Regions from separate parts of the Homo sapiens genome. Here region 1 is linked to region 2. A link is a loop called in an ENCODE intact Hi-C map of the cell type or tissue named here. Cell type or tissue: heart left ventricle. All regions are shown on one strand.

The links. Hi-C counts contacts between places; a loop is a spot of excess contacts. Peaks named below come from ENCODE experiments on the same cell type or tissue, not always from the same donor. Only the 100,000 strongest peaks of a DNase experiment are listed, where the experiment ranks them.
Region 1: a loop joins it to region 2, with 5 times the contacts of the local background. A loop is called at or near these places in 9 of 110 quality-filtered maps.

The regions. Positions count from the first base shown.
Region 1 is chr9:69,040,404-69,048,403 of GRCh38, reverse strand. It overlaps FXN (frataxin), which reads right to left. Exons shown (of 5, transcript NM_000144.5): 2 at 1,922-2,019. Among named protein-coding and RNA genes, the nearest start is that of FXN, 8.7 kb to the right of the region's middle. RefSeq lists an enhancer at 2,039-3,034 and a silencer at 3,337-3,631. In heart left ventricle, no CTCF peak of the experiment used is centred here; no DNase peak of the experiment used is centred here; H3K27ac peaks cover 1,196 bases.
Region 2 is chr9:69,873,778-69,881,777 of GRCh38, reverse strand. All of the region lies in intron 4 of CFAP95 (cilia and flagella associated protein 95), which reads right to left. Among named protein-coding and RNA genes, the nearest start is that of CFAP95, 57 kb to the right of the region's middle. In heart left ventricle, a CTCF peak has its summit at 3,718 (motif pointing right); no DNase peak of the experiment used is centred here.

The DNA.
Region 1 (8,000 bases), 830 kb after region 2:
TTGAACTCCTGGCCTCAGTGATCTGCTCACCTCGGCCTCCCAAAGAGCTAGGATGACAGGCGTGAGCCACCGCACTCAGCCAGAGAAGCTAAGGCTTTGAACAGCAAAGACTTCCCATTGAGCCAAAACAAGGGACTCAGTCCTGCTGCAAAAACCAGGCTGAGGGCATTGCTGGTCTCCAATCTTATTGTTTAACTTGACTTCAAGGTACCTGCCCTTAGGCTGAGACAGCTGGGCATGGGGACATGCAAGGAGATAAGGCAGCCTGAGACTCCCATCCACGGAGGAAATTTGGATGTGGTTCCTGGCACATGGGACTGCCTGAAAGTGAATAGCTCAGAAGCCTACTTTTGGGAAAAGCCTACTCTCAAAGAAAAATGAGTCTGGGCTGGGCGCAGTGGCTCATGCCAGTAATCCCAGCACTTTGGGAGGCCGAGGCGGGCGGATCATCTGAGGTCAGGAGTTCAAGACCAGCCTGGCCAACATGGTGAAACCCCGTCTTTACTAAAAATACAAAAATTAGCTAGGTGTGGCACTGCACGCCTATAGTCCCAGCTACTCAGGAGGCTGAGGCAGGAGGATTGCTTGAACCCGGGAGGCGGAGGCTGCAGTGAGCCGAGATCGCACCACTGCACTCCAGCCTGGGTCTCAGGGTGTGATTTCATAAAAGAAAAAAAAAGAGAGAGAGAGAGAGAAATGAGTCTGGCCTAAAATAGCTGACTGGAGTCTTAAAACACCCTGTGGAACCCCAAACTGTTATTAGCAGGAAGTGGGCTGTGAAGGCTCCTTGCCCCGGAGGAGGGCACACTTCCCACTGCCTGCCTGCCTTGTGGCCAAGGAAAATAACAGACAAGGAGGAGCCTCTCGAGAGGCTGAAGCAGGGATTTGTGGAGGAACATGCTCCTCTGCCAGGGCAGAGGTTGATCCAGTGCTGCCCAGCAGGGCTCCAGTGCTGCGGGCAGCTAGTGCTGTGCCTCTTTTCTGAATGGAGTTACAGTTGCAGTTATCCTGCCCCTCTCCATCGTGTGTGTGTGTGTGTGTGTGTGTGTGTGTCTGTGTGTGTGTGTCTGTGTCTGTGTGTAGATCAGAAGAAGCCATTCCTAAAGCTGGGAGAGAGGAGACTGCATGTCACCTGGAAATCTTGGACTCGGAGGTGGCTGTGGTGACCACATGGGCATCGGTTGGCTCTCTTGGGGCTGGGGGTAAATGCATCTGAGTGTGGAAGGAGGGTCCATGCAGATACTGGTTGGCAGGGGGTAGACTGTAGCCGTGCCTGACAGCTTTCCATGGGGAATGCCGTGCCGGCTTTTTCCAGGGCACTCGCTAGACTATATTTCCCAGCCTCCCTTACAGTCAGCTAAGGCCACACCACTAAGTTCTTCCCACCAGAATGTGAGTGAGGAACAAATGCCACTTCCAGCCCTTCTGTGCTTCTAGCCCTTTCTGGCCAATGGAACTTGGACAAGGTGACTGAGACTCAACAATGCAGAGGACAGTAAGGCACTGACAGATAAAGACCAAACTGGAAGCTGGAATGAGTGTAGTTCCTAATTCACTTCAGGAGGTATGCCAACCCTGTACTGCCCAGAGAGGAGGACACAAACGTTATTGGTTTGAGCTATTAAATATTTGGGTCTATTTGTGATAGCAGCATGGCCTGCTCTAACTATTAGGGTATTAAATAAAATAATATTGAAACTCTGGAAACAACCTGAATGTCCAACAGTAGGGGATGGGTTAAATGGATTATGTCACATCCATGCAATCTAATACTATTTCATTAAAAATAATGTGGTGGATACTCAGTCACATGGAAAGATGCCTAAGATTGTTGCTGCTCAGGAAGAAAACCAGGTTCTAATGGGAGAGGCAGGGAAGGAGAGAGGAAGATACCTATGACGTGGAAGGTGTTTTATCTTACCCTGGGTGGCCCAAAGTTCCAGATTTCCTCAAATTCATCAAATAGACACTCTGCTTTTTGACATTCCAAATCTGGTTGAGGCCACGTTGGTTCGAACTCTGAAAGCCAAAGTTAAGAAGTACGTTACTATTTTTCAGTGAATTATAACCCATTAATGCATAATTTATATATTGCTACTTCTACATTCGAGTGCCTGTAACCGAGTGCTCCATTTTTTCTAAGAAAAAGGGAATATGTTGCTTTTCTTAAAAAAAATTATCCTCTCTTCTCTTCTCCTCTCCCCTGGTTCCCGGTTTCCTACTTAGCCCTTCAGAAATGCAAATATAACCTTTCACCTCCCCTTCACCATACATTCCCTTCAGGGCAAGCTTTTCTAACTGTATGCTCTTCCAGAGCACAGATCTCTCCACATGACAGTAGATTCGCAGACCAAAGCAAACCCATCACGGAACTTTCACCTCCAGTGGGTGGTGGCCTGGCACTTCCACCCTTGGGGGTTGCCTCAGGACTTTCATTCACTGGGAGGGCATACTGAAAGCATGCCCACTTGGCCACTGCTACAGCTTATTACTAACCAGGAAGGTGCCAAGTCAACTGTCCTGTAGAGTATGCACGGAACTAGCAGAGGGACCCCCCCACTTGCCCTTGCACACTTCCCCCCTTACCTTATAAAAGTGTCCACTTTCTACTTCCAAGGGGAAGCAGCACTTTTAAAGAAAGGCAGGATGCTTTGTACCCCTCACCCAAGCTAGTTTCGGAGTAAATTCACTTTTTTTGGTACCAGGCCTTGCTCTTGTTAATTGGACTCTGCATCCGGTGAACAACTAACCTGCATTTTGGTTAAATAATCATGCTGAAGTTTTTTTTTTTGGTTTTTGTTTTTTGTTTTTGAGATGAAGTCTCGCTCTGTCGCCCAGGCTGGAGTGCAGTGGCACGATCTCGGCTCACTGCAACCCCCGCCTCCCGGGTTCGAGTGATTCTCGTGCCTCAGCCTCCCGCGTAGCTGGGATTACAGGCACCCGCCACCGCACCCGATTTTTTGTATTTTTAGTAGAGACGGGGTTTCACCATGTTGGCCAGGCTGGTCTTGAACTCCTGGCCTCAAGTGATCTGCCCTCCTCAGCTTCCCAAAATGCTGGATGTGAGCCACCGCACCCAGCCCTATATTAAAGTATTTTAGGAATATTTCTTAGGATTTTTTTTTTTTTACCTTCTTTTAGTGCATTACAGTGATTCTCCCTGTGTCTCTCTAAGCCCGTGTTTTCCAATAGGCTAGCCAACAAGCCACACGTAGCTATTTACATTTAAATTTAATGAGATAAAATATAAAGTCAGCTCCTCAACTGCACCACCAGTTTCGAGAATCCTGTGGCCACATGTGGCTAGTGGTGCAGACACAGCATTTCCATCACATCAGGAAGTTCTACTGGGCAGGGCTGCTGCAGGCTGTTCAGGTTACAGGGTGGTTAGCAGGAGGCTGGGAGGCATCCACAATGCTCTTAAAAGGTCACTAAGAGAGGCAACAGGAAATAGCAAGAGGCAGAATCCTGCTGAAGTCCAGAAGATTTGGCTCTGACTGCTGACTGCTGTCTGACAGATCTTATTATCATGATCTGCAGGACAGAATGTGACCTGTTGATTTTTTTTAGTCCCTAACTGCTGGACATCCAGGTGACAGGGTCTGAGTTGATTACCACCAGCTCTGCTGACCAGCTGGGGAGATGAAGGAAATAATCAGACAAGAGCCACTGGGGCACAAGAGTGGTGCAGCTGGAGTAGGGAGATGCAGGGGAGGTGACAGGGGAGGTGATGGAGCGAGGAGGGGGCGCCCTGGGTCTTGCCAAGGACCTCAGCTGGACGTCATCCTGGGAAGGCACCGAAGGGCTTTAAGAGATTGGTGATAAGGTTTACATTCTCCAAAGGTCACTGGTTGCCATGGAGAGAAGAGGCGAGAGACTGTTAGTTACTGCTCTTGAGCCAGCAGTGCCCTTAGCAAACTCAGAAAAGAGAAGGCAGAAGGCACAGGGCTGGGAAGTAAGTGGAGGAGGAAACGGGCTGGGGGACAGTGGATGGGGAGGGTGGGGCAGAGTGCAGACCTTAGAAACACATGTCTCTGAAGAAGTGAGAGGGCAGCCATGATAACCACTGTTAGAGCTATCGCACATTCTACAGTGTTCTCCATCTGCTTGACACTGCTCTCAGCCTTTATGTAAATGGACTCAGTCTTCATTACAATCCTGTGAGGGACGTACTCTTATTACAGTCCTTATTCTTGGTAGTTATGTGCTACAAAGTTGCCACAAACACTCAACGAGCAAATTATTTATAGGAGAAATACAAGGCTAGGTACCCTGTAAGCTGCTGGTCACAACATTGTTACCAATCGATCAATATATAACCTTATTTCTGTTTAAAGACACCTTATGTAATATATATAGTTGATTCATTAACACTGATCTTGGCTGGGCATGGTAGCTCACACCTGTAATCCCCGCACTTTGGGAGGCCAAGGTGGGAGGATTACTTGAGCTCAAGAGTTTGAGACCAACCTGGGCAACATAGAGAGACCTCATTTCAACTTGAAAAATAAAAAACATGAGGCCGGGCATTGTGGTTCGTGCCTATAATCTCTGCAGTTTGGGAGGCGGAGGCGGGTGGATCACCTGAGGTCAGGAGTTCAAGACTAGCCTGGCCAACATGGTGAAACCCCGCCTCTACTAAAAACACAAAAATTAGCAAGGCGTGATGACATGTGCCTGTAATCTGTGCTACTCAGGAGGCTGAGGCAGAAGAATTGCTTGAATCCGGGAGGTGGAGGTTGCAGTGAGCCAGGATCGCACCATTGCACTCCAGCCTGGGTGATGAGCAAAATTCCACCTAAAAAAATATCAAAAACATTATCTGGGTGTGGTGGGGTGTACCTGTAGTCCCAGCTACTCAGGAGGCCGAGGTGGGAGGATTGCTTGAGCCAGAGAGGTAGAGGCTGCAGTGAGCTATGATTACACCATTGCACTCCAGCAGCCTGGGCAACAGAGGGAGACCCTGTCTCAAACAACAACAACAACAAATTAATTGATCTCAGGACAACAGCACCTTAACTCATGCCTGACAAAGCTTCTCTAACACATGCATTTTCTCTGTAAGGAACATCACAGCCTCCTCGTGCTAAACTTTGCACTACACTTGGAGACAATTTTAACAGAGAAATAACCAAGAAAAAAGCATAAAAATCTGAAAAACATGGCACTAATCAGACTGTGAAAAGGACACAGTTTACACTATGACAGCTGAAATAAGAAGGCAGGGCAGCACTTTGTTGGACCTTGGCTGGGAACATGAGCCTGGAGGAGCTCACATTTTTTTGCCGCTCTGCACACATCTTTGAAACGACCCCAAAAGGCTAGGGGTACTGATTTTGGGGTAACAAATTTTAGCAAGTGAGCAAATTAACAAGTACAGACTCTTAACGAATGAGGATCAACTATAGTTGTGTTTTACAGATGAGGAAACTGACGCACCAAAGGGTAACTTGCCTACACAGATACACAGACATTAAGTGGCAGAGCTGGGATTGAACCCAAGCTGTCTGGCCCCAGAGTCTGTGCACAGTGGAAGGAATTGTTTTCCCAGGAATTAAAGCAGTGCTCAAAACATCCAAGGAAAAGTGTCTGAGAATGTGGGGCTCACCTCAGGGAAGTTTCCATCTCTCCAGGATCCTGGCCCCTCAAACCTTAGTTGTCTTAGTCGCTGATACCTTCACAATAGCTGTTTTTGTTTGTGTGTGTGTGTGTTTAATTTAATAGAGATTTGATGGTTGTTACTGGTGGGAAGGTCAAATGCAGTTACTCCTTCAAAGGCACAAGTAGAAGTCTTTCTTCGGCTGTTTTTAATCATAAAAAAGAACCGTTGCCAAATACTCCTTGCTTTATATTCTACCTGCTTTTGCCAATTTAATATTCCTCGGGCAACTGCTAAACCTTTTGGAACCTCAGTTTACTCCTCTGAAGGAAGGGATCGTGGTACTCACAACAAACCTCACAACCGTGAGCATAAAACAAGAGAACAGAAATACCCCAAGTACAGAGCCTGAGGGTATTCAGGCTCTGAACAAAAGAATGGAGAACTAGGTGAGAGGCAAACTTCCGCCTCTGCCTAAGGGAGGCTCCATTCTGTTCTGCTTGAGGGAGGCAAAGCTTGGAGGTCAAGGTCATAGGATGAGTGTTCTTCCTTTTTTTTTTTTTTTCTGAGACGGAGTCTTGCTCTGTTGCCCAGGCTGGAATGCAGTGGCACAATCTAGGCTTATTGCAACCTCCGCCTCCCGGGTTCAAGTGATTCTCCTGCCTCAGCCTCCTGAGTAGCTGGGATTACAGGCGTGCACCTCCATGCCCAGCTAATTTTTGTGTTTTTAGGAGAGACAGGTTTCAGCATGTTGGTCAGGCTGGTCTCACTCCTGACCTCATGATCCACCCACCTTGGCCTCCCAAAGTGCTGGGATTACAGGCGTAAGCCACCGCACCTGGCCATGATGAGTGTTCTTTCTAAAGCCACCTGGCAGCCATGTCTCCCTCTAACTCCAGGTCACCCGTGAGCCCTTGGACCACAAGTCATGGTAGGCTTGCCTAGCTTGAGGCTTCAGATGTGTGTGCTCACTCACACAGTGCCTGCTCATGGGATGCATTTGAGGAAATATTAGATAGTTTCTGGGCCTGAAGTCTCAGGCCCAGTGGTCAGGAACCACTTGACCCAATCATTGCCTACCCCCTGGTAAGGACTGGCCTGGATGGCCAGCAGGGAGCCCAGCTTTCCTTCCCAGGTGTCCCCTTGTCACCCCCGGCCCTGTCAAACCACAGCACTTGAAGAGTGAATCAGGACCCATACCTCGCAGGGGAGGATGAACTGGCACCACCACTTTTGGCATCAAATGAGTTGATTATTGGCTGCCCCTTTGCCCAGCAATTCCATTCTGAGAAATTCACCTGAAAGGAACTTCTGTCCATGCACAAGAACAGTCACAGCAGCACCATCGTAACAACAGAACACTGCAATCAACCAAATGTCACCTAAAGGAACCTGGATAGTGTGATTTACAGTGTGATATATTTACCCAACCAGATACTATCCAGCAGTGAGAACAAATAAAGGACAACTGCATGCATCAATGCAGATGACGCACAAAAACAGTGTTGAACAAAAGGGGCAAGCCATAGCAGAACAGATACAGCAGAATACCTTGTATATAAGCAATACATGGATTGGGGGAGATACAGAGGAGGTCAAACTCTAAGAAAAGGAGGGTACGATGAACAGAATTCGGGCTGGCAGATTCCTCCAGGGAGGACAGGGCAGTGATGGGGTGAAGACAAGGGCCTCCAGAGGAACAAACAAATTCTATCTCTTAACCTGGTGTCAGGGATACAAGTATTTGTTATTTGTCTTAGTCTGGGATGTTATAACAAAATACCAGCCACTGGGTGGCTTATAAACAATAGAAATGTGTTTCTTAGAGTCCTGGAGGGTGGGAAATCCAAGATCAATGCACCAACAGCTTTGGTGTCTGGTGAGGGCCAGTTTCCTGGTTCATAGATGATGCCTTGTCACTGGGCTCCGTTGGGCTATTTTAGAAGGGCACTAATCCCAATCATATGGGCTCCACCCTCATACCTCATCACCTCCCAAGGGCCCCACCTCCTAATATCACTTTGGTGATTAGGTTTTAACATATGAATGGTGGGGTGACACAAACATGCAGACCATAGCATTTATTATTAGTTTATAAGCAGTATAAATATTTATTTATTTATTTATTTTTTTCTTTGAGATGCAGTCTCGCTCTGTCACCCAGGCTGGAGTGCAGTGGCACGATCTCGGATCACTGCAAGCTCTGCCTCCCGGGTTCACGCCATTCTCCTGCCTCAGCGTCCCGAGTAGTGGGGACTACAGGCACCCGTCACCACGCCCGGCTAATTTTTTGTATTTTTAGTAGAGATGGGGTTTCATCGTATTAGCCAGGATGGTCTCCATCTCCTGAACTCGTGATCCACCTGCCTCGGCCTCCCAAAGTGCTGGGATTACAGGCGTG
Region 2 (8,000 bases):
AATATTGTTAAAATGTCCATATTACCCAGAGCAATCTACAGATTCAATGCAACCCCTATCAAAATACCAATGACATCTTTTATGGAAATAGAAGAAACAATCCTAAAATGTATATGGAATAACAAAAGACACAGAATAGCCAAAGCTATCCTGAGCCAAAAGAACAAAACTGCAAGAGTCACATTATTTGACTTCAAATTATGTTACAAAGCTATAGTAACCAAAACAGCATGGTATTAGCATAAAAACAGACACACAGACCAATGGAACAGAATACAGAACCCAGAAACAAATCCACACACCTACAGTGAATTCATTTTTGAGAAAGGTGCCAAGAACAGACACTGGAGAAAAGACAGTCTCTTCAACAAACGGTGCTGGGGAAACTGGATTTCCATATGCAGAAAATGAAACTAGACCCCTATCTCTCACCATATACAGAAATCAAATCAAAATGGATTAAAGACTTTAATCTGTGACCTCAAACTATGAAACTACTACAAGAAAACATTGGGAAAAATCTCCAGGACATTGGTCTGGGCAAAGACTTCTTGAGCAATACTCCACAAGCACAGGCAGCCAAAGCAAAAGTAGACAAATGGGATCACATCAAGTTAAAAATCTTCTGCATGGCAAAGGATACAATCAACAAAGCGAAGGGATAACCCACAGAATTGGAGAAAATATTTACAAACTACCCATCTGACAAGGGATTAGTTACCAGAATATATAAAGAGCTCAAACAACTCTACAGGAAAAAAAAAATCTAATAATCCTATCAAAAAATGGGCCAAAGATTTGAATAGACATTTCTCAAAAGAAGACATACAAGTGGCAAATAGGCATATGAAAAGGTGCTCAACATCATTGATCATTAGAGAAATGCAAACCAAAACTACAATGAGATATCATCTCATGCCGGTTAAAATGGCTTATATCCACAAGACAGGCAATAACAAATGCTGGTGAGGATGTGGAGAAAAGGAAACCCTTATATACTGTTGTAAGAATGTAAATTAGTACAACCACTATGGAGAACAGTTTGGAGGTTCCTCAAAAAGCTAACAATTGAGCTATCATATGATGCAGCAATCCCACTGCTGGGTATATATGCAAAACAAAGGAAATCAGTATATCAAAGAAATACCTGCACTCCCAAGTTTGTTGCAGCACTGTTCACAATAGCCAAGATTTGGAAGTAACCTAAGAATTCATCAACAGGTGAATGGATAGAGAAAATGTGGTACTTATAGACAATGAACCACTATTCAGCCATTAAAAAGAATGAGATTCTGTCTTTTGCAACAACATTGATAGAACAGGAGATCACTATGTTAAGTGAAATAAGCCAGGCACAAAAAAAACAAATATCACATGTTCTCACCGTGTTTGAGGGATCTACAAACCAAAACAACTGAACTCATGGACATAGGGAGTAGAAGGATGGTTACCAGAGGATGGGAAGGATAGTCAGGGCAGGGAAGGGATGGCATAGTGGGGAGGTGGGATGGTGAATGGGTACAAAAAATAATAGAGAGAATGAGTAAGACCTAGTATTTAATAGCACAACGTGGGGACTATAGTCAATAGTAATTTAATTGTACACTTTAAAATAACTAAAAGAGTATAATTGGATTGTTTGTAACACAAAGGATAAATGCTTGAGAGGATGGATACCCAGTTTTTCATGATGTGATTATTATGCATTGCATGCCTGTACCAAAATCTCATGTATTCTATAAATACATACACCTACTATGTACCCACAAAAATTAAACATAAAATAATAAAAAATAAACCAAAACAAACAAAAATATATAAAAGTATATACAGTGTGATGTGAGAGACCAAAATAGATGCCCCTTTATCAACTAAGACAGAACCTAAGGTTAAAAAAAAAACAAAAAGTTACCTATGGGTTGGGGATTCAGGGATGGTTTGGCATGGCAAATTTCTAAATTCTCACTAAATATCCTAACAATAGGAGATATCAGGCCAATTGTCCTAATTCTGACTTACGATCCAAACCACTATGACTCTAATTGGATAAAGGACTGGCCTTACAAACTTTCTTCTCTGATAAGCAATTGCAGACCTTTAAACAGTTTCAGCCAGCTGATAGAGGCTGTGCATAAACTGTCTTTGTGTCCTAAAGTTCACCCTTTGATAAAGCCAAATTCCACCTCATTTTAATGTTAAAACCCAGTCCCAAAGTGAACGTAGGATGTATGTCATATGCATATTTATCCATTACATATGCGCACAGCTCCCTCATAAATACGTATAGCTTTTCCCCCCGAACCTCCTGAATATGCATGATTCAGGCCCTGTGAGGCATAAAACCCAAACTGTGCTTCCCCTCGTCCATGCTGGAGACTTTCTCTTCCCAGCTTCCAAACCAATATCTCCAATAAAGCTCTCCTTTCTACTATTTAGCCATCCTGGTGATCTTTTGGTCAACAATAGCAAATATTAACCAAAGGAAATTGAATTCTTATAATAACATCCTATGTAAGAGACTTTGAGCAAAAATTACTAGTTACAAAGATCATTATCTACTGATTAAAAGAGCAAGTCACCAAGAAAGTATATAACAATCTTATGTCAATAAACCTAACAACATATAGAATATTGACACTGTTTGGATATTTGTCCCTGCCCAAATCTCATGTTGAATTGTAATTCCCAATACTGGAGGTGAGGCCTGGGGGGAGGTGTTTGGGTCATGGAGGCAGATCCCTCATGGCCTGGTGCCATCGTCATAATAGTGAGTGAGTTCTCGCACTATCTGGTCATATAAAAGTGTGTAGCTCCTGCCCCCCAACTCTCTTTCTTGCTCCTGCTTCTGCCATGCGATGTGCCTGCTCCCCCTTCACCTTCTGCCATGAGTAAAAGCTGTCTGAGGACTCCCTAGAAGCTGAGCAGATGCCAGCACCATGTTTCCTATAAAGCCTGTAGAACTGTGAGCCAATTAAACCTCTTTTCTTTGTAAATTACCCAGTCTCAGGGATTTCTTTATAGCAATGCAAGAACAGCCCAATACAAATACGTAAGACAAAAATAGACCAGAATCACAGAAATAAAATGACAAATCCACATTTATGCAGGAAGATTGTAACACACATTTCTCAACCCTTTGGTTCCTTAAATCCAAATCTCTACATACATCCTCCAAAACCATACAGGTCAACAGTAAAGCAAATAAAACTTCACAATTGCCCAGAGGTAGAGCATAGTGAAGGATAGGGAATACCACAAACTTGGATTTACATGTAGGTAGAACAGTCCAGAATCCGTAGAGCCAAATCAGAGCCCATGCTGAAACAGAATCAGGCAGGGATTATATGGAAGACAGGAGAGGTGGCAAGTCTCTAGCAGGGGTGAAACACAGAGGACAGCACCCACAGAAGGAGAACGCCCTTCCCTGATGAGGAAATCGTAAGAACAAGTCTAAGACCAGAAGATCTGAAGCATGACTTTTCAAGGAAGTATCCAGGACCACAGTTATAGTCTTGGGAAGACACTGCTTCTGGGAAGGAGCAGTACAACTAGAAGGTAAAGAAAAATGAGAAATAAAACACAAGAAAATAAGGATCCTAGGGCTGTAAGGTAGTATCACGATTATCAGTAAACATCACTCCCTCCTATGTTTCACCACCCCAGAAACGTGTCATTAATTAAATAAGCCTCACTTCACTGTTAGAACTGAAGAGGGCACTCTTGAACTAGGATATTGAGCAAACTGCCCAAAGTTTTCATTCCTCCTGGATAGAATTATCTATGATTGCTGCTAGTCCAGGAAAATCCATCATACTTTAAATGAACAGAACAAGGCAACATTACTATGAGAAGAACACAATAAAGAAGAATAAAAACTAAGCTCATGAAAATTCTCCCCCTGAAATAGTCCCAGTCACAGAAGTCCTCCATTAGCATTTCTATTCAATAATGCACTAGAGAGCCTAGAAAATGCAGTAAAACAAGAAAGACAAGCAAAATCAACATTAGCAAATAGCATAATTGGAATAAAGGAAACAAAATCATCATCTTCCATGGATGACAAAGTTGTTTACATTTTTAAAAATACAAGAGAATCTACAAATTATAACAATAGGCAAGTTTCAGCAAGGTTGTTGGATAAAAGATCAATATACAAAAATAGCATAGCCATATACCTGCAACAAGAAATTAGAAAGCATAATCAAAGGAGGAAAATCCCATTTATACTTGCAACAAAATATCTGTTTCCTATAAGAATACATGTAACAGAAGATATACAAGTCATTTATGGGGAAAATACAAAATGTTGTGGAAAAACGTAAAATAATTTATGTACGTGTGGAATGGTGGATATAATGATAGCAATTATTCCATCCAAAAAATTTAAAGCACTTCCAATCTAAACACCAATAAGGTGTTTTGTAGAACTTGACAAACAAATCCTAATAGTCATATGACTCTATGAAGTGCCAAAGAGAGTCAGTATAAAAATAGACCAATTGAGAAAATGTAAAGCCTAGAAGCAGAACTGCTTAAATATAGGAATTTGGTGTATGATGGAAATGGCCTTACAAGTTAGTGAGGAAAGAGTGAGTCACGTGATGCTGGGCTAAACCTTTAGTCTTATAAAAATATTACATATAAGCATATATAATTACATGTATATTACGTATATATGTATGCATTATATATGAAATTTCTAAAATTTTAGAATTTGACATTTCATATTTAGGTCTTGACTAAATTGTAAATTAAAACTTCTGTTGATCAAAAGATACTATAAACAAAGTTTTCAGAAAAGTCATAGACTGGAAGAAGATGTTTATTATAAATCTAACCAAAAGGCTGGGTGCAGTGGCTCATGCCTGTAATCCCAACACTTTGGGAGGCCAAGGCAGGTGGATCACTTGAGGTCAGGAGTTTGAGACCAGCCTGGCCAACATGGTGAAACCCCGTCTCTACTAAAAATACAAAAATTAGCCAGGCGTGCTGGCGGGTGCCTGTAGTCCCAGCTACTTGGGAGGCTGAGGCAGGGGAATCACTTGAACCCAGGAGGCGGAGGTTGCAGTGAGCCAAAACTGCGCCATTGCACTCTAGCCTGGGAGACAGCGCAAGACTCCATCTCAAAAAAATAGTAAAATAAAATGAAATAAATCTAACCAAAAGAGGATCAATAAAATAAATCTAACCAAAAGAGGATTAATAACAGAATTAATTTTTTAAAACTCTTTTTTTTTTCTTTTTAGACAAAATCTCACTCTGTCATCCCCAGGCTGGAGTGCAGTGGCACAATCATGGCTCACTGCAACCTCTGCCTCCCAGGTTCAAGCAATTCTCCTGCCTCAACCTTCCAAGTAGCTGGAACTACAGGCATGCATCACCAGGCCCAAGTAATTTTTGTATTTTTAGTAGAGATGGGGTTTTGTCATGTTGGCCAGGCTGGTCTTGAACTCCTGGCCTCAAGAGATCCACCTGCCTTGGTCTCCCAAAATGCTGGGATTATAGGCCTGAGCCACTGTGCCCAGCCTTTAAAACTCTTGCAAATCAAATTTAGTAATTAGTGAAATGCAAAGTAAAACAACAATGAAATGCCATGTAATATCTATTAGATTGATAAAAATTAAAAATCCCTATTTATAAGGATATGAAACAATAAATATGTTCAAGCAAAACTAGTGGCAATATCTTGCAAAATTGAAGGTGCATATGTCTTATTACCCAACAATTCTGAGTATAAAGAAAACTCTTTTTTAAAAAATGTTATTGCGAATTGGTGATTTATAATTGTAATATTTATGGTGTATAAAGAAACTCTTACATATATATTCAAGGAGATGTGTATAATGACAGTTACTGTGGCCTTATTTGTAATAGTGAAAATTTGGAAGCTAATGTCCTGCAAGAAAATGGATATATTGAATGGCCATATAAATCATGATAAACCATTTCTTTAAAAACATTGAAGCATGTATAGTAAAAATATTAACTTACATTATAACTGGGTAATGAGTAGATGGATGTTTGAAGAGTATTTTAGATAATGAAAATATTCCATAATCTTAAAATATGTTTGTGTTAATAGACAACAGTGAACTTGCTTCCCTACCCTCTTCCTACTCAAAGTTATGACTCAAATGATATGCTTATCAGGAACCCCAGCAGAACACTGGAGAGTTGCTTTGGGTAGAACTGTCCTGCAGGTCAGCTTTTGGGTATCTCTCCACTCGTGTAAAGCAGATAGAAACCTATCCCTCCTAATTGAGCCCTTTTGCCTCTCCTTATTATCACCTCCCAGCACAGAGTCTGATACAAAGTAGGCAATGAGAAACATTCATTGAATATTTAAATCAATAAAAATAAAATTAGAATATAAAGAGATATAGATTAACTACACTGAGTATGCAAAGTAAATACAGGTGAAAGATTAAAACATTCAGTTATCTTTCTAAAAAGGCATTGTGGAACAAAATGGAAACTTTTATAATATTGAATGATGACTTTCAGCCAATTACTCACCAACTCTTTGTGATTGCCTTCTCCTTCCCTCACCCCCTTAAAAAAAAAATCCAAAAAACAGGGCAACAATCAATTTTTAAGTGATAGAGAGTACATTATGTGCTCCCCAAATTTGAAATAAGGTGGTCTTTTGAGAATAAAAATATGGGAAATCAACATGGATATTCCTCTAGATATTAGCTGTAGCAAAAAGAACAAGTCCATTAAGAGAAATGCCCTTCAGAGAAACTCCAGGAAGCAAGAGGTCAGAAAAACAACAGAGGCATTATTTCTAGGCATTGTCTTGGGGAAGAGGTATCCTGGTTTACAAACAGATCCCCCTGGTTCTGGAAGCAGAGCTGGACTACATCAATGTCAATCCACCAACCCGGACTTACTGACAGCCAACAGTGATTTAAGTCATTATCTGGAACCAGCAGGAACAAGCCTGTGCCAGGTGGCTCTGCTTTACAGCTCCCATCCCTACTCGTGGCTCTTAGGTCCAAATACCAGTCTGATCAGGGCCCTCTTTGGGATTTCCTTTTCTTAATAGAAACTACTGGAAAAGGGGCACTCACTCTCCCGTGACAGTAACTGAGAGATGTAATATCCTCCAGCCGGTGGAAGAAGTTGGTCCTCAGCGGGAGGGAATAAAGCCAACAGGAAGAGAATCCCAGGTTTTTTTTAGTCCTGAGTCCAGTCATCTCTGAAGTCAGGCTCTTCCAAGGACTTTCCCAAAGTTCCATGAGGCACTCCAGTACTCTTTTAATAAACTGTCCTTTTTGCCCAAGAAAATTTTAATTGTGTTTTTGTTCCTTACAACCGAAAGAATCCTATTACAATCAGGCCACCAAAGTCTAAGGCCATTAATCATTGTAATCACGTAACCAACTCCCCTTGCTCTGATTCCAAAGAGTGAACAACATTCTGATGATTGTTTGGCTTCCCGTATGGTTTTTCACAGAGAGAGAATGCCTTTTATTAGGCTGACATGACCGTCTGGTGTGCTTGAAATTTTTATTTCTCATTATAAATTAACTACTTAGAATTCTGGTGTTTATCGTGATTTAATGAGCACGAGTTGATCTCCATGTGTCAGATAAATTCTGAAGTACTGATAAAAACAGGCTTTCTGGAAATGTAAAACCAGAAACCAGTAAATTCACTAGGATATGCCACACTGTAAGGATGCCGGGAATTTAGGTGGCTGGCTTTCACCCTGCACCACCCACAATTTGCTACACGTGCCCTCTTTTGTCTTTAACAGTTGTAGTTATTATATACTTTATAAGGCAGAGTACAATGAAAGATGTTTCGTAAGATAAGAAAGGAAAAGGTGTCTGATAATGGAGTTATCATAAAATTCATGGTATGAGTTAAAACGTCTACAGCTGCCCTAACACCAGTGGTAACATATGTGACTGGATGACAAGATGATGTACCCAAGCCCACAGAATCACAGCTTCTTAGGCTCAAAGAAACCTTAAAGATCAACTGTTTCTTTT